Regions from separate parts of the Homo sapiens genome. Here region 1 is linked to region 2. The links are chromatin loops, found by intact Hi-C in ENCODE. Cell type or tissue: endothelial cell of umbilical vein. All regions are shown on one strand. Each heading gives the region's core, and the rest is flanking DNA. Links, peaks and the distances in the headings are about the cores only. Region 1 has its middle 140 kb from the start of PFKP-DT. Region 2 has its middle 21 kb from the start of PITRM1.

Region 1 (8,931 bases), core at 2,958-6,957, 260 kb after region 2:
ATGTTTTCCTTTTTCCTCACTTTAGGATCCCTTCACCAGAATTTTCCTGCAAAAAAATTTCACATGGAATCCCACAGGCTCAGAGTTTTTAAAATTTTCTTTATTTCATTATTCTTTATGTTTTTTTATCTTTTTATTTTTATTTACCTTTTATATTATCTTTTTATGTTCTTTATTTTCTTATTCAAGCATGTAACTCAGAGTCTCTCATCAGCTTGTCCTTCCCCCAGTGTGCTGATGCTTCGCTGCCTGCACTGACCATCAGGCACCTGGGTGTTTGGAAGGAGTCCACTGAATTTCCATGGAAACCTGGTCTCACTGATGGACCCAGTCTGGGGAGGGTTCCTGGGATTGAGGACGAGGCTTCGGCACTCAGGAGCTCTGAATGTGCTGTTAGCAGTTCGGCCAGCCAGCTTGTCCTGGACATCGGCTAACGTCTCATGCATGGGGTGTGCTGGCCCGGAGGCCAAAGCTGGTCAGGGCAGGAAGCTGGCTCAGAAGGTCGGTGCCAATTAATGATACAAAACATTGCAGAGGCCCGAGGATTCAGCGGGCTTGGCTAAATCCCTTGTTTGGCCTGCTTGCTGTTTCTGTTTTATCCTGCTGACCAAGAGCTGTGTGACACCCTTAGACAATAGTCACATATTTTCTTTTCATGTAAAAATAGTAAGTAGAAATTTCATATAGAAAATAAGAATTACGTGTACATTAATCTTTATGCCTATAAGATACTGTGACAAATGAAAAGAGAAACAAAAATAAAATACACATTTTCTGGGAAGGCAAATTTTATGTTTAGTGGACGTGCTGTTAAATATTTATCGTTTGTGATCAGTTTTAAGGGAGATAAAATCCGAAATAGTGTTTTTGAGGACAATAGTGGAGGCTAGTTCTGTATCACTGATTTGGAAACAGACACTAAGAGTTCATCCATCCCGGGTTAATGGCTGTTTGGAATGCCTTTGTAGAGCACGCTAAGATATATAAATGACACAGTCTCAACCCTTTGGTAGATTCAGCATCTCTCCTGTGGTAATCTGTGATACTAGACAGAAAGCACGCTGATAAGCTTCACGAGACAGATGGGCTCCTGTTCCCAGTTAGGTGATGGCCTCCTTCTGTGGGATCACCCATTCCCACAGGGTGACATGTGACTTCCAATGGCTCCTCACAAGGAGAGTCCCTAGTCCCCATCCCGTTGATGTGTATCTACATTCCCTCCCATTGATTCCCATCCCAGCAGCCACGTGACATCTTTGGCTAGTGGAACCTAGTGGACGTGCCCTGTGCCACCTCCCAGCAGAAGGTTTGGAGTCCTTGCCTTGATTCTTCGATCTGCCATGAGAGTGGTCCTGCTGACCCAGGGGCTGGCCTTTCAGCCAGGCCTTGATAAGAGAATCCGACAGGTAGACCTGAAGCCAGTCCTCAGCACCAAGGACCAAGAGCAAGAAATGAACGTGTCTTATGAGCCACTGAGATTGTGAGCTTGTTTGCTTAAGCTAGCTGATGTATCGAGGCAGTACCAATAGCGAAAACAACATGGTTAGTAATGTCAAGACCGAAGGACTCCTCTTACTGGTCACAGATTTAGGAAACTATTGTTACTGAAATTTCATCTCCCAACCTCATTCCCATCTGAATTTACTACATCCCTAGGAGAGACTGTGATTTTCTGGGTCCCATAGGCCCCACTGAACTAGTAGCTGAGGATCAAGCAGGGCCATGATGATTTGTCCCAGTGACATAACAGCAACTGATTCCACAAGCAGCATAATTAAATAGTAAAAATGTTCGGTAAAGAATGTAAGTGCTAACTCTTAAATGTTACCCCTTTCAGCACCAGCAGTCCTCCTAATTATTGACATAGGTGTGTATTAGTCATTTTCACACTGCTCTGAAGAAATGCCTGAGCCTGGGTAATTTACAAAGAAGAAGAGGTTCAATGGACTCACATTCCACATAGCTGGGGAGGCCTCACAATCGTGGCAGAAGGTGAAGGAGGAGCAAAGGCACGTCTTACATGGTGGCGGGCAAGAGACTGTGTGCAGGGGAACTGCCCTTTATAAAACCACCAGATCTCATGAGAGTTATTCACTACCATGAGAACAGCACAGGAAAACCCTCCCTCATGACTCAAGTACCTCCCATTGGGTCCCTCCTATGACATGTGAGGATTATGACACTTGAAGATGAGATTTGGGTGGGGACACAGCCGAACCATATCAAGGGGTTTATGGTCTGTATTCCTGTGAGCACATGAAATGCGACCCTCTCTAAGGTGGGCGCCCTGCCTTCTCTGCTCCATGTCCTGACTGTGGACCAGAGCCTGGTGCGTAGTAAATGTTCATTTAATTTGTGTCGTCTGACCAAAGACCTGGCCCACAGTGGCCCTGGAGATGCTGGCACCAGAAACAGTGCTGGGAAGCCTCTGTTGAGTTGCTTTGCTCAGAATAGCAAAGGGATAGAGCCCATATGTACCCAGGGAATTTTCCAGCACTTTCTTTTTTTTTTTTTTTTTTTTTTTTGAGACGGAGTCTCGCTGTGTCGCTCAGGCTGGAGTGCAGTGGTGCAATCTCAGCTCACTGCAAGCTCTGCCTCCCGGGTTCATGCCATTCTACTGCCTCAGCCTCTCGAGCAGCTGGGACTATAGGTGCCTGTCACCACTCCCGGCTAATTTTTTTGTATTTTTAGTAGAGACGGGGTTTCACTGTGTTAGCCAGGATGGTCTCAATCTCCTGACCTCGTGATCTGCCCGCCTCGGCCTCCCAAAGTGCTGGGATTACAGTCCTGAGACATCGCGCCCGGCTGGATGTGCATTTTATTTGCTCTTTCTGTCTGCGTGTTTTTAAGGAGTTAGTTTTGGGATCCCTATGAACTCACACAGTCAATTAAAACAGGTAAAATAGTATAGCTTTGATGAAGATACACAGTACATACTCTTCTAGTCCAGGCACTATTCTTCCGTATTTAGAAATCTCCTTCCTTCCTTTATTTCTTTAGCCTTTCCTTTAATTTTTTTTTTTTTTGAGAAAAGTACTCCGCATATTCATGTGTGCATTCAGAAACATACATTGGTAAATGGCACCTGCAGGGAAGTATTTGACAATCAATGGGCTAATATATAATTCAAGAGTTTTCTTTTCCTTTATTTTTCAATTAATGTCAGCATCAGTTCATTTCAAATTAATGAATACCACAGGAAAAATAGGACCTCAGAAGAGGTAAGAATGTAACAAAAGTCAGAGGCAAACAAGATTCCCACAATTGATCATCCAATATTTTTATCTCTAATCTTTTAGAAGTGACTATTTTTATGTCTAATGAACACTCACTATGTTTACGTCCAGTGCACATTAACCATTTGTTCGGTCTTATTCTAAAAATGTTGAACTCTTTCCTTTTCTTTCTAGATTTCTTTGGGGGCAAGCTAATATAATTTTTTCATTGTCTTACAGAGGTATAAGGAGTTGGTTTCTTTCTCCTGCCCCCTCATTTCTGCAGCCCTGCTGTAATCAGCCAGCCCACAGTAAATGGAGCCCGCACTCCAAATGAGGTCTCACACAGAGCAGGAATGATTTTCACTGGCTAATTTAAGATACCTCCATTTATGCTTGACAGGAAGGCATTTTGTCCTGTCTATTCAAGATTCTTTTTAACAGCACACGAACTTTGAGAAATGTATCCCTTCTATAGCATCCCTTTAACTCATTTTAAAAATGTGCATTCATATGAAGAGATTTTGCATTTGTGGCATACATTTGTGAATGCCTATATTTATACGGACAGATAAAAAATTTATTTGTATACAAAATACACATAAAATTTGCCAACACACTCACCCGCATTCCACAGCCTCTCTTCACATCGGATGCTGCATAAAAGAGTTCACGTTTCAAGGATGCAAAATGCATGAGGCTACTTTTCAGAGAGCTCTCAGGCCAGGAAAACTAGGCTGCATCCAGGAACACTGGGCACAGCTGGAGATTGATGGTGTAAATACCAATTCAGACCCTAAACTGCTGACCACCGCCTCTCGGAGAGCTCAGGCCAGCCTTCCAAGTGTCTCTGCATGTCTCCATGTGTCATTAATCCATTGCTCAATGCCACGAAAATGCATCTGATGACTTTTTTTTTTTTCCCCTGGCAAACAGTTCCATTGAGTAGGCAGGTGGGAGTACTTTTAGCGTTTGCTGGTTAGTCTCTCCAACTTGATTGCTTTAGGCTAATCCCATTTTAAAGACCTGTGGAAAGTGCTTTGGGCTTGTGAATGAAATTTAATTCTATGCTTCCAACAGGAGGAAAGGCACTGGCCTGGTTTAGGGGCTGCACCTCTGTGGGCTTTCTCCTCTCTCCTCCCCACCCCTCACTCTGCTATCCCCTCGCTTCCCTGAAAGCACACAACTCACCCAAAACTGACCTGTCCAAACAACAAACAGCTTACAGTAGCTGGCCTGGAAAGATCTTGGAAATCCAATTTGCGTGTGATTATTTAATTCCTACTCCAGCCCCCCATTCAGAGACTGGAATGACGTGTCAGGAATTCATTTACATCCTGATTCTTATTCACTCTCATGCCTCCATTTTTGGACTTCAGGCGTTGCAGAAACAATTCCAATCTTGCAAAATGATTTTAATTTGATGGACGTTTTAGTGTTAATTCAGGTGTGATGAATTACTAATTTGAAACATCATTTTTTTTTTCAGTGAAACTGTATTGAAGAGGAGCCCAGACCTAGCTATTAATGGCTTCTCTGGCTAAACTTGTGAAATCATGGGAGACCAAAGCCATTCAGAATCATTTCTTTCTTTTTTCTTTTCTTTTTTTCCCTTCGCAATAAGCATGCTTCATTTTTCTAAACAGAACAAAAAGAGATACCTAGAGAGTTGAGAAAGGATTTTTCAGAGTGAGGTGCTGGGTGGTTTCTGGGAACATGGTTTTCCTCACTTCAGTGTTGGAAGGAAGATGTTTAATGAACCCTCTTCCTCTCAGCAGAGGTATCTCCAGACATCCAGGTGAAGGCAGATTTGGGGCCTATCAATTTAAGGCAGTTCACAGAGAAAATGTTTTCCCTTGATTTAATGTTTCCGGATGTGAACTGTAGGGCAGCTGATTCAAATCAGAGAAAATTTCTAGTCCGCCTTCTCGGAGGACTTTGCAGGTCCAGGGGGGTTAGATGCACCTGTTGGTCGTCAGCGTGGATCAGACCTGAGTTTTGACGATACACTGGCTCCCCCTGCTGGTTGCCTCTTGGATTCTCCATAGCTGAAACTGTTAACTGCCTGCTGTTCCTTCTCACCCCAGGACGTGAGAGAGCTTTCGGTTCCCTCCCCACAAGGCGAGTGTGCATCTTCCACTGCACCCCAAAGCTGCTGCCTGCTTCTCCTCTGTTTTCATAACCTGGGATGCCTTCCTCTGAGGTCTGCTTCACAAGAATGGATTCATCACTTCAATTTGCAAAGTCACAGTTGGGTGGACATTCCGGTCAAGAATTCCAGGCGGAGGCCCTCTGTCTTTGACAGCTGGCTCTAGGGTTTAGCTGTTTAGGTTTTTTTGCTCATGACTACTGGGATCTGCTCTGCTCAGGAACGATCCTCCCATAATGTGGACGTGGCCGAGGGCTTGGGTGGAACCTTGCAGTGGCGTCAGGGGCTTGCCCTCCAGGGACCCCACTCAGTGGGGCCTCTTACCATCTATTGACCAGGCTGTTTTTACAGAGGCACAGGGAGAGAGGCTAATGGGCAGAAGACGGACAGTAATGCCGACGGTTTTTGTCGGTAGCAATGCAAATGAATTTTGTCTGGTAGAGATACAATTGATTTCCTTTCTATAAGAAAGTGTAACCACAAGCATCATTTTGTTATTGGCCTGGAGGACATTTAGCAGCTTTATGCCTATTAGCAAGTTCATTCCAGATTCCAACCGCCTATGCGCACCTTGCGCTCCACGTGTGCTGTTGAACAAGTCGATATCTTATGTCTCCCTCCTTTATTGATGAGTTAAACATGCTCTTTGACATGTGTTGAATTTATTTTTACATGGAAGTCATATACATCTAGCCTACCCTGTCACTCCGCAAACTCAGGACATGCCTTTGGCCATATAGTCTCTGTTTTTCGATTAATCTCTGAACTTCTCAGTACCTCAAGGGCGTGAAGCACAGCCTCTCCCTTCAGAGCCTTTTTATCTCTGTGTTAGTCAGGGTTCTCCAGAGAAACAGAAGCAACAAGATAAATAGATAAGTGGATAGGCAGATGACAGATAGAGAGACAGATAGACAGATGGAAAGACAAACAACAGATAGACAGACGGAGAGACAAGCAACAGATAGACAGATGGAGAGACAAACAACAGATAGACAACAGATAGACAGATAGATGACAGACCGATAGATACATAACGGACAGGGATAAATAGATAGATGGACAGACAGACAGACAGGAATTTATAGAAGAGGTTTATTAAGAGGAATTGGCTTATGCGATTGTGGAGGCTGGGAAGACCCACATGTTCCCTCCTGCACGCTGGAGACCTGGGAGAGCTGATGATGTCAGTCCCAGTCTGCATCTGAGGCCTGAGAACCAGGAACTCAGATGTCCCAGGGCAGGAGAGGATGTCTCAGCTGAAACAGAGGAAATCTGCCCTCCCTTCACTTTCTGGTCTATTCAAGCCCTCGGGGGACAGGTTGATGTTGCCCACATGGGTGAGGGTGGAGCCTTTTCACTCAGTCCACTGGTTCACATGCTCACCTCTTCCAGAAATGCCCTCACCGCCCTCCCAAGAAATCATCCTTTACCAGCTACCTGTATACCCCTTAGCCTGGTCAAGACAATACATAAAATAAACCATGGCACCTTCCCCATCTTTGCAACGACTCTTCTGAGGTCCTGTGGGCTTATGTACCACAAGCCAGGAGAGAATTTGTGCCCTAGGATGGACAGGCGGTGTCGAGTGGAGGCTCGATCCTGCAGCCTGCGGTACACCATGGCCCCCAGGTCCTGGGCACACATGTCCGAGGGAAGCTACTCTGCTTCCACCAAGCCTGCAAGCTCAGGGGTCTGCCAAGTTGCTCCTGCTGGCACCTGTTCTGATGGGCACAGGCGGGTTCCATCACAGCCTGTTTCATCCACCTAACTCTGCTCTCCTCTCCTTTCTAGCAGCCATCAAAGGACATGTTGCTTTCCCTTTACTTGCTCAAGAGCAATTTCATTCCACTTTTCTAGGTAATTGTGGCTGTTGTCCCGCGGTTGTATTTCTAAGGTGCAGCAACAACCCTGCTGGCTCCAAGGTGACTTTTCCACCGAGGATAAAACGAGGAAGCTGGTTGACACTTTGTTCCCTAAAATACAAGAAACAAAACGTCCATTTAATTGTCGTGGGCACTCTACTCTGGAGGACACCCTGATCAGAAACTTCGCGTGACTACAAATCTTAGGCTTTGCAGTACCCACAGGCTGTAAAATGAACAGGTTCGTTTCAGTGGCTCAGAGGCAGTCAATACCATGTGTAGGCCTGGGAGGCCTCCCTCAGCTGTCCCCTGCCTTTGTGACTCCATAGCTCCTTGAGACAGAAACATCGATGTATGCAGCATGAGGTTCTGCTCCAAACGAAGAACACGCACCCCCTTAGAGTTCAGCAGACACTTCAGTGCACAGCAAGGAAACTGAGGCTCAGAGAACCAGTGGCTCCCTCACCCAGGTCATCAGAGGCAGAGCCAGGGCAAGATCTCTGTCTCCTTGGCTCCCGTCTCACAGTTCTGGGCCAGTTGGGCCCTTGCAAACTGGGCTTCCTGCCAGCCACGGCACTTCCTGATGAACAGGATGCATTAGCTCAGAGAGCCTATTTATCTTGGTTTTGCCCAGAGCAAGCCCTCGCTATGGCTGTTTCTGAATCTTCTGGGAGTTCGGGTGGATTTGTGGTCAGGGCTGAGGAGCTCTCTTGTTGATCCTTCGTTGGAAGTGGGAACTCCTGCATTTCTGTCTCAGAGTTCGATTACATACCTTGTTGAGTCACGAGTTCCCATCTACAGATGAGGAACCTGAGTTCAGCACCTGAGATCTACCAGCAGCTAAGGGGCTAGAGGGTGCTGGAACCCAGGACTCGTCAGCTCTTCTTGAAAGCGCACTGAATTCACATGGACGTTTAGTAATTTTAAAGTTCTTTTCAACTGGAGTCTAGAGTGTTTGTGTCCTTTGCACTTAATACTTAGGGCTTTGAATGACTCATCTTCCAAAAGATCTTTCTTTCCCCGAAAGCCAAGAGGAGGGCCTGTGTGAATAAGGACCAATCATCTCGTTGGGCATGAATATTGCTACTGAAAACTAATGTTTTCATGCTAATACCATGGAAGAGAAGAACACCAGTTTGGAATTTGGGGAACTGGATTTTTACTTTAAGTATTATTAGAACCTCTCGCATAATTGTGGCCAGTCCTTATCCTCTCTGGACTGCAGCTTTCTGGTTATACATTGCTCTGTTAGGCTCTAGAGGTCCTCCCAGCGTAGAGCTCTGCAGTGTTTCTACAAAGTAGGATCAGGAGTTGGGAGGCCCAGTTTTACCTCTGTGTGGCCTTGTCGCTGAGCCTCAGAAACTTGGCAAGATAAGGATAATTTTTGACTTTTTTAGCTTTAAAAATACAAAAGTCATCAGAACAAAATATTCAAAAAGAAGACATCAGCCCATCGTTCTTAGGTACTTTGGGATCATCAGGACAGTGTCCCCAATGATCTCAGCTGACAGTCTCCACATGATTCTTTCTGCTTATAAAGTCTCCATGCTCCTAAATTGTATTTTCTCGAATGCCCAGCTCTATCAGAAGCTGCCATCTGGAAAGGAGAATGGCATCAATTAGTTTCTGATAGGAAATCTCAAGAATCTCCAAAATTGGTCTTCAATTTTCTGGAAGCACGAATAGGAACTGGGTCTCAGCTGTG
Region 2 (8,931 bases), core at 2,590-6,589:
GCACTCAGTGGAACTATATTCCTAAGTAATATTCTGGGAGTTGTATACAAGACAATTTTATGAAGCCTCTTTAACATCACCTCGTTTTAGAGTCTGTGTCACATAATTGACACCCGCCGTGCTGGGGGCAGTGTGGTTTGCCACAGTCGCAATCACTGGCGAATGAGCTAATCCCGAAAGTTGTTTTATGAGCTTCTTTTCACCAGTGACACCGAAGCACTGATCCCTGTCCCTGATAAGCCTCGTGTAATGACTCAACCCTAAGAAATCCACAAACAGACAGCTATCCCTTAAATGAATGCATTTTTGAGAGATCCCAGTGAAAATTCTGAGCTGCCGTTGCTGGAAGACCTGATGGGGACGTCTCCTTTCGCTGCTCCATGTGGTAACGCAATGGTCAGCGGTCACTCCCTCCTGATGGAAGGAACCAGCAGCACCTGCCTGCTACCAGCTGTAGAACGAGGGAGACTGAGTGGGAGACGTTCCCAGAGTCTCGGCAGCGCCCGGCCCGGTTCAGCCAGGCCTCTGCTGCCCTCCGGTGGCCTTCGGCTGGAAGCAGCGGACAGAGAGTCCCGCTGCAGGAGGCTGGGACGCAGAGCATTCCTGGAATTAATTCCTGGACTGCTGGGAAAGCGGCCGGGGTGTCTGGGGTGTGCAGGACTAAAGCAAACCACTCAGCCCTCGGCCTGTAACTCCTTGCTTCCCCCAGTGCATTTTTCTCCTTGGTAAAATCCAGATGAAATGAACCAAAAGAAAAAGCAGCCTCCAAGATGAGAGGTCCCGGAAGGAAGCCTTGGAAGGAAGCGAGGGGACGCCCCTGGCCTCGGCCTCATTGCCTGTTCCTTCTCCTCGGCAGCTCTGCATGGCCCCCCAGCAGGACAGCTCATCCAAGGACACCCCTGCCTGGGGCCTGAGGACCCACCTGCAGGGCCAGACCCCCCTCCCCACCCCGGGGTGAACACAGCCCCCACAGGCCCCAGTGGGCGGGAATGTTCCCCGTGGTGGCCATTCACATAACAGGACAAAAGAGCCCCCACGTTTGCTGGGATGACTCTTGGGAGACCGCCAGCAAGTTGCAGACCACGGCAGAGGCCGAGCTGAGATGGGAATTCCATGCCCAGGTCTCCCTGGACTGAGGGAACGTGATAGAAAGCTGAAATAGAAACAGAAACAATAGTGACGCCTCTTTAGAAAGGCTACAACTGAAAACTGGTTCCCAGTCTAGCCTGATGGACACACGATCTGAAGAGATCCAAGACCCGTTTCTGAGAGGAGAGAGAAGACCGTGGCCGGCAGACAGGGGTGATGCTCTCAGCTGCCCTTTTCCAGCCAAGGCCAGAAATGTGGTGTTGCTTTGGCTGGCTTTACACCCAGGACCCCAAGCGAGCTTCCTCCCCAAAGTGGGCTGTCCTCTGGACTCTGGGTTGGGGACATCTCTGAGCCAGCTGGGAGGTCAGAGACAGGTTTACAACCAGGAACCCCCTCCCAGGCCCGGCATGAAGCGTGGGCTGCGTACCTTAAAAATGTGGCTTTAGAAAGTGAAATGTTGGCCGGGCGCAGTGGTTCACACCAGTAATCCCAGCACTTTGGGAGACCGAGATGGGCGGATCACCTGAGGTCAGGAGTTCAAGACCACCCTGGCCAACATGGTGAAACCCCATCTCTGCTAAAAATACAAAACTTGGCCGAATGTGGTGGCGGGCGCCTGTAGTCCCAGCTACTTGGGAGGCTGAGGCATGAGAATTGCTTGAACCCTGGGAGGCAGAGGCTGCAGTGAGCTGAGATCGTGCCACTGCACTCCAGCCTGGGTGACAGAGTGAGACTCCATCTCAAAAAAAAAAAAAAGAAAAAGAAAAAGAAAAGAAAAAAGAAAACAAGAAAGTGAAGCAGCGTCAACACCAGCCAGGCTCAGTACCCTGGAATTACATATTCAGTTTGTGGCCTGATGTGGGGTAAGTTGGTTTCAAAGAAACAATAAACCTGTAATTTTAACAAATTGATGTTTGGCAAACTAGACATTCTAGAAGGCAGTCGTTCAGAGGGCAGCTGCTGGTGGCTGGACAGCTTCTGAACGGGCAGCCAGTGTCCATGGCCAGGTGGGCAGTATTTGCTTCTCAGTTCCAACTGGAATCATGACTCCAAAGCGACAGCTGCCACGAGCAACAGAGAATGGAGAGAGACACACCCAAGCGTGGCCACACAGCAATTCACAGTCAGGAAGGAGAAGCCGGAGAGGGACTCAGCCGATGACCCCAGGAGCCACAGAACTCCCACTCACTGCAGGCGAATCTACCCGGGAGAGAAGGGAAAAGAGGTTCCCCAAACACCACCAGGGAATAGGATGATATTCATAGCAACAAGCATTTATATGATACTCTGTGCTGGGTGCTTTACCTGTATGTACTCATGAATCTTGATAACGCTTGAGCCAGGAGCTCTTCCGTGAACATTGTCGTTTTGTAGAAGAAGAAACAGAGTCACAGGGCCCCCAAGGGACCTGCCCGGGTCCTACAGCTTTAAGAAGTAGAGCTGAACTTACACCCAGGGCCCTGGCTCCAAAGCCCACCCTGGTAATCCATGATGAATCACCCACCTCTGCGTTGGCCTCACCAATAAAGCTCTGATCCAAAGGTCCAGGCTCGGTCCCCGTGGTGGGCTGGTGGCATAACTGGACAAAAATGCCCCAGCGTTTGCTGGGATGGCTCTTGGAAGACCGCCAGCAAGTGGGAGAATACGAGAGAGACCATGCTGAGATGGAAATTCTAGGCCCGTATTCCAATGAACTGAGAAAAACAACGGGAAGCTGAAATAGAAACAGGGGTGATAGTGACATTTTTTTCAGAAGGACCTCCTGGGAAGATGGAAGTGAGGCAGACATGGCCCTTCTCCCGGACACTAGAGCCTGCACAGGCCTTCTCGATGGGTGAAGGGGAGCTGCTCCCCCGGCCTGAGGCCAGCGGGGGAAAGTTCTGGAACCTGAGCCCCTGAGTGTCTCCTGTGATGGGCAGAGCCCTGTGTGGTGACAAAGACAGGTGCTCAGTGTCTGCTGGCTCCTGAGCTTCCATCTGACTCTTCAGGACACAAACTCTCAGGTTTCCACTCCATTTCCCAAAGGGGTCTGTGCACACAGGGGGCCCCAGCCCAGCCCAGGAGCCACCAGGGCCTCCAGTCAGAGGACAGAGTAACAAATTTCAGTGAGGACAAATAGAAAAAACAGTAAGAGGGTAGAAGTGGAGTTAATCAGTTCATTGTTCCCTGTTTCCCTGAACAGAATTTTTTTTTAAGACGGAGCCTTGCTCTGCCACCGAGGCTGGAGTGCAGTGGCGCAGAGCAGCCTTGAGCTCCCGGCTTCAATCCATCTTCCCGTCTCAGCCTCCCGAGTAGCTGGGACCACAGGCATGTGCCACCACACCCAGCTAATGTTTTGTATTTTTTGTAGAGACAGGGTTTCGCTCTGTTGTCCAAACTCGTCTCAGACCCCTGAGCAGAAGCAATCTGCCTGCCTCAGCCTTTCAAAGTGCTGGGACTACAGGCATGAGCCGCCGTGCCCAGCCAGGATACTTGAAAATCTCAATATCATGAATTCGTTGCATATTATTTTGAATTCGTGTTAAACTGAACTATAGATATTCAGAAGATATTTTCGTTTTTCTCTTTTTTCTTTATTTTTAAACTTCTCTTGTTTCCTAATAAGGCTTTATCTCTCAATACTAAACATTGGCAATGCATTGTGTGGGTGGAAACAAGATTCCTGTTCCCTGGAAATTGGAAGGCAGATGGTGGCTTTCCAATGTCCATCAACTGCCAGGAGTTAAAGTGAGGGAGACACAGACAGGTGACCCCAGAAGCCATGTTTCTCCACATGTAAAGGACATATTTTCGGCTTCCCTACTCCCCTTTCTCTTGACGTGTCTCGCTGCTATTTATGGAGTTCGGGGTTGTCTGGTGATGCAAAGCCGCATTGCATAAACCTCTGTGCAGTAACACACCTTTGGGTGGACATGAGAGGTCCCTTAGTTTACTCTGTGGTGCTCATGGACACCATGTCCATGGCGTCCACTAAGAAAGCGTCATTCAAACCAGCTGCTGTCACTCTTCTCTTACCCAGGACACACCAGGCACCCGAAAACTACAAAGTGAGGGAAGGTTACTGGAGGGGTAGCCCTTCTACACAAAAAGTGGTTTGTCAAAACTATAGCTAGAAGGTAGTCCAGTCAAATGGCATTTGCCTTTTGACTTTATATCTTCAGGAGTTTGGGCAGCAAGTGAAAGAAACCAGCTTAAAGCTATAAAACTGGAAAATCCAGGAGTAAAGATGGCGTAAGGCAGGGTGAGTAGAGGGTGCAGAGCATGGGACCATCGTCCTTCCCTCTCCTGCCCTGCCTGGCTTTCCACGGCTTCATTTCGGGGAGGCTTAGTCTGTCTCTCAGAAACCCAAGTGAAAAATAAAAGTAACTTTCCTAAGAGTCCCCCAAAATTCTAGAATTGAGTTTTTGCTGACTTAGTCATTTGTTCATTCCTTATCCAATCACTGTAGCCTGAGGCAGGGAAACGCTCTGATGGGCCAGGCCTCCAGCTCAGAGGTGAGTCCAGGCCACGTGCTATGAATGGAGAGCTATTGTCTGGGGCAGGAGGCAGAGGAAGGAGGGCTCGCGCCGAGTGAAACGAAGAGGGGAAATATGAATGAATGTCTCGGAAGCAAAAGCAGCACACACCCACTCCAGACGCCACGCCCAGAGCTCCAATTCCCAACAGGGGCGCCGCGCATTTCTTTACAAATTATTTACAACAGGGCACCGCACAAGCCCCCTGTCCTTTTAGAGCGCACCGTGACGTTCCATCCCTTTCCAGCGACAGTGGCTCTGTTTCACTCTTCCTGTTTAAAATGCCAGCCTAGCAGTATGAATTGGTTGTGAGTTTGAATAACTGTCATGAAAGCAATTTTAGTAAAAATAAATAAACCATGTGAAGGACATATTTACTCAACGCAGAGCCCTTGCCAAGGAAATTGTCAAAGTTAGAAGAAAGGCAGCCACCTAGTGGCAGCATCCTGTCATAACACTGCTAGAGTTGGGGAATTCAACTCTATTTAGGGGGAAACTATTGTTATCAGTGAGATGAAATACAATTATTTTAAAAATATATTATTTGCCCCATTTTTGAGACTGGGTCTTGCTCTGTAGCCCAGGCTGGAGTGCAGTGGTACGATCATGGCTCATTGCAGCCTCTACCTCCTGGACTCAAGTGGCTTCCAGAGCAGCTGGGACCACACGTGCGCACCACCACACCCAGCTAACTTTTTTAATTTTCTGTAGATACGAGGTCTCACTATGTAGTCAGAGCTGCTTTTGAACTGCTGAGCTCAAGTTTAGAGGAAGCCTTTCAGTGCAGTGAGAGACTTTTGTGGGGGGGTCCCTCAGCCACCTGGAAATGACTGTCATCCAGGAAGTTATTTTCTACCCACCTCAGCCTCCCAAAGTGCTGAGATTACAGGTGTGAACCACTGCACCTGGCTTTATTTGCCCCTTTTAAAACAAAGCCAGCCGGGCGCGGTGGCTCACGCCTGTAATCCCAGCACTTTGGGAGGCCGAGGCGGGCAGATCACGAGGTCAGGAGATCGAGACCATCCTGGCTAACAGAGTGAAACCCCGTCTCTACTAAAAAACACAAAAAAATTAGCCCGGCGTGGTGGTGGGCGCCCGTAGTCCCAGCTACTCGGGAGGCTGAGGCAGGAGAATGGCTAAACCCGGGAGGCGGAGCTTGCAGTGAGCCGAGATCGCGCCACTGCACTCCAGCCTGGGAGACAGAGCAAGACTCCGTCTCAAAAAAAAAGAAAAAGCCAAATTCCATCTATAAATTCACTTGTGGAATAGTTATACAGAAACTATTTTCATTTCATTTCATTATGCCTATGTTACGTTAAACCCTGCTCCTGGTTTACTCCCTGAACCTGGGATTTCTAATACATATGGTAAGATTTTCAACTGCTGTATTTCACTGATTCTAATACATATGCTTTCTGTTCACATTCGTATGACCCAATAACAACACTATTGGTTTGGCATCCAACGATGTGAATTCATCTTAGTAATGGATCATACTATTAAGTGGAGAGAGCAAGTCCCAAACATTTACCCAACATATGCTATTATTTGATAAGGTGAAAATCAAGGAAAATAATAAATACATGTATTTTAAGAGAGCATGCACATATAATAAACATATATGAAAAGTAAAGCAAAGGCCAGGTGTGGTGGCTCACGCCTGTAATCTCAGCATTTTGGGAGGCTGAGGCGGGCAGATCACCAGAAATCAGGAGTTCGAGACCAGCCTGTCCAACACGGTGAAACCCCGTTTCTGCTGAAAATACAAAAATTAGCCAGGCACGGTGGTGCGCACCTGTAAAGCCAGCTACTCGGGCAACTGAGGCAGGAGAATTCCTTGAACCCAGGAGGTGGAGGTTGCAGTGAGCTGAGATCATGCACTGCACTCTATCCTGGGCAACAGAGCAAGACTCCATCTCAAAGAAAAAAAAAAAAGTAAAGGAAGAAAATAGTTAACTTGGGTCAGGAGGGAGGGGTGTAGTTTGGGAGAACTAAATTATTATTTTCAGTATTTCAAAATAATATAAAATATACAAATATAAATATATCAAATATATTTCTTTAAGTCCTACCATCAAAACTCTGTAATCTACTCAGTAGTCTATCCATCAAGTCTATTTCTCAGCAGAAGTTTTATTGCATCTGATGTTAAACCAGATTTCAATGGCTGCAGGAGAGATATTGGCAAATAGGGGGTCAGAGGGCGAGAGAGAGAGGAGGGATGGGGGCCGCATTCTCCACGAATGCTTACAAGTTTCAAAGAAAGGTAGTGATGCTTGATTATAAGTGGGTGTTGTTCCTTGTGTCATCATTACTGTATAACTAACTCATGGAATAACAGAATGTTAGAACAGAAAAGGAATGTTGAGGTCGGCTTGAAGCTCTTTGTTCTGCAGAGAGGGAAATTGAAGCCCAGAGAAGTTGTGTGAGTTTCCCAGAGCCACACAGCCCAGCAGCAGCACAGCATGGAGTTGAACTCCCAGCACTCCAGCACCGTACTCAGTGAAGCGCACCTTGCTGCTGGCTTCCCACTACAAGCCAAGATTGGAATTGTGACCATAGTTTCATATGGGATTACTTTGTTAACATCCAATTCACACATGCAAAATACCTGCCAAAAACCTGGAGAAGAGTTTACCTATGAAATCACAGAAAAGACAGATGCTGTTTGTGGTGTAGCCTTAATATTTAAGGAAACTAAGTGAAATCTATGGTGCATAAATTTTTAAATTTTTCGTTAAAATATTTCCACTTATAAATCAAGCCATGTGAGATGGCCTATATTTTTAGATAAATGAATGTTTATCAATAATGTGATATGTTTAAATATTCATTATTGAACTAGGACAAACACGTCTCTTTAGAAAAGAGATAAAACAGCCTATCATAGTATTCAGGAAAAACAAAAGAATATGATACCAAACCTAAGGAGCCCTGTAGTATGTGATCACTATTAATATAGACCTGCCATTTACATTTTTAAAAAGCATGAGACTAAACGTTTTCTTGTAAAAGGCATGCAAAGATTTCATAAAGTAGCAAGCATTGATGATATGCATTGCCTTTGTTTCGCTAATCCTGCAACCCTTTTTATTCAAAATGCAGATGATCTAAGCTCCACGTTCCATCTGCTGATACAGCACTGACCTTTGATAGATGGTTCAATTTGCCAACATGGAGTGCAGGGAATGCAGAGCCACTCATGCTAGATCAGGCGCAGAGGGGTCTGTTCTTTTTTACTTTATTTTACTTTACTTTTCTCACAAGCAGACAGAGGGGTCCATTCTAAGCATATGTGTGAGGTGATGAGGAAATGGAATCTCAGGAAAATGTTTTAAAATCACAAGAGGGTCAGTTTTTATGGAAGTGAAGGGTATAGTGCGTCTAAGACAGCTCTGAGGTGCTGAAAGGGGGCCCCTAGGACCCCACTATTAACAGAATTTAGCTACACTATGTTCTGATATACTTCTTCCCACTTCCTATGCCGAGTCTTTCTTTGATTTCCAATTTAAATTATTTAGAGAGAGGGCTTTTGATTGGCTCGCCTAATAACTATTGATGAGTACATCAAGTCAGTCATAGACCTTGGCCACCTGTGAACAGAATGCTGGTGGTTCCAGGGGCCCATTTCTAAATCAGTGGGAGCCACAGGCTGTGTCCTGCAGCCCATAGTGTTGGTGGCTGAGGCTGGAGATACCAGCAGGGAATGTGAATGGAAGCCGATTTGGGGGAAGGGGCTGTGGATACATCAAGCACTGTGATTGATTTGTCTAACATGTGCATTAATGTAAAGAAATACATTCTGCAGACGTGATCTAAATGCAGAAATAAGCCGTGTCAATCAGCACTTAATACAGGGCAGGGCTTTTCTGTTCTTTTCACTCTGAGCCCTGGCAGGGTAGTTGTCTTGTTCAATCAGTGTCTCTGCAGTTTAGAAATATTTCTATATAATGGCACTTTAAATGGTGTGTAGTAAAGAACTAACCTTTGGTTGGGCACAGTAGCTGATGCCTGTAATCCTGACACTTTGTTCTATGGAGTTCTATGGAGGCCGAGGTGGGAGGATTGAGCCCAGGAGCTTGAGAGCAGCCTGGGTAGCTTAGCAAGACCCCATCTCTACAAAAAATATCTGGGCATGGTGGTGCACACCTGTGGTGCACACCTGTGGTCCCAGCTCCTCTGGGGGGAATCACTTGAGCCTGGGACATGGAGGCTGCAGTGAGGTATAATCACACCACTGCACTCCAGCCAGGGCAACAGAGAGAGGCCCTGTCAGGAGAAAAAGAAAAAAGAAAAAACTAACCTTACCCAAGGAGCACTCTGGCCT

The links. Hi-C counts contacts between places; a loop is a spot of excess contacts. Peaks named below come from ENCODE experiments on the same cell type or tissue, not always from the same donor. Only the 100,000 strongest peaks of a DNase experiment are listed, where the experiment ranks them.
Region 1: it touches region 2 in a loop (6-fold over the local background); 5 of 110 quality-filtered maps call a loop at or near these places.

The regions. Positions count from the first base shown.
Region 1 is chr10:2,924,747-2,933,677 of GRCh38, reverse strand. No RefSeq gene overlaps it. Among named protein-coding and RNA genes, the nearest start is that of PFKP-DT, 140 kb to the left of the region's middle. RefSeq lists an enhancer at 3,729-4,298. In endothelial cell of umbilical vein, for the core only: a CTCF peak has its summit at 5,259 (motif pointing left); a DNase peak (open chromatin) is centred at 5,237.
Region 2 is chr10:3,189,141-3,198,071 of GRCh38, reverse strand. No RefSeq gene overlaps it. Among named protein-coding and RNA genes, the nearest start is that of PITRM1, 21 kb to the right of the region's middle. In endothelial cell of umbilical vein, for the core only: a CTCF peak has its summit at 5,036 (motif pointing left); a DNase peak (open chromatin) is centred at 4,821; H3K4me3 peaks cover 359 bases; H3K27ac peaks cover 710 bases.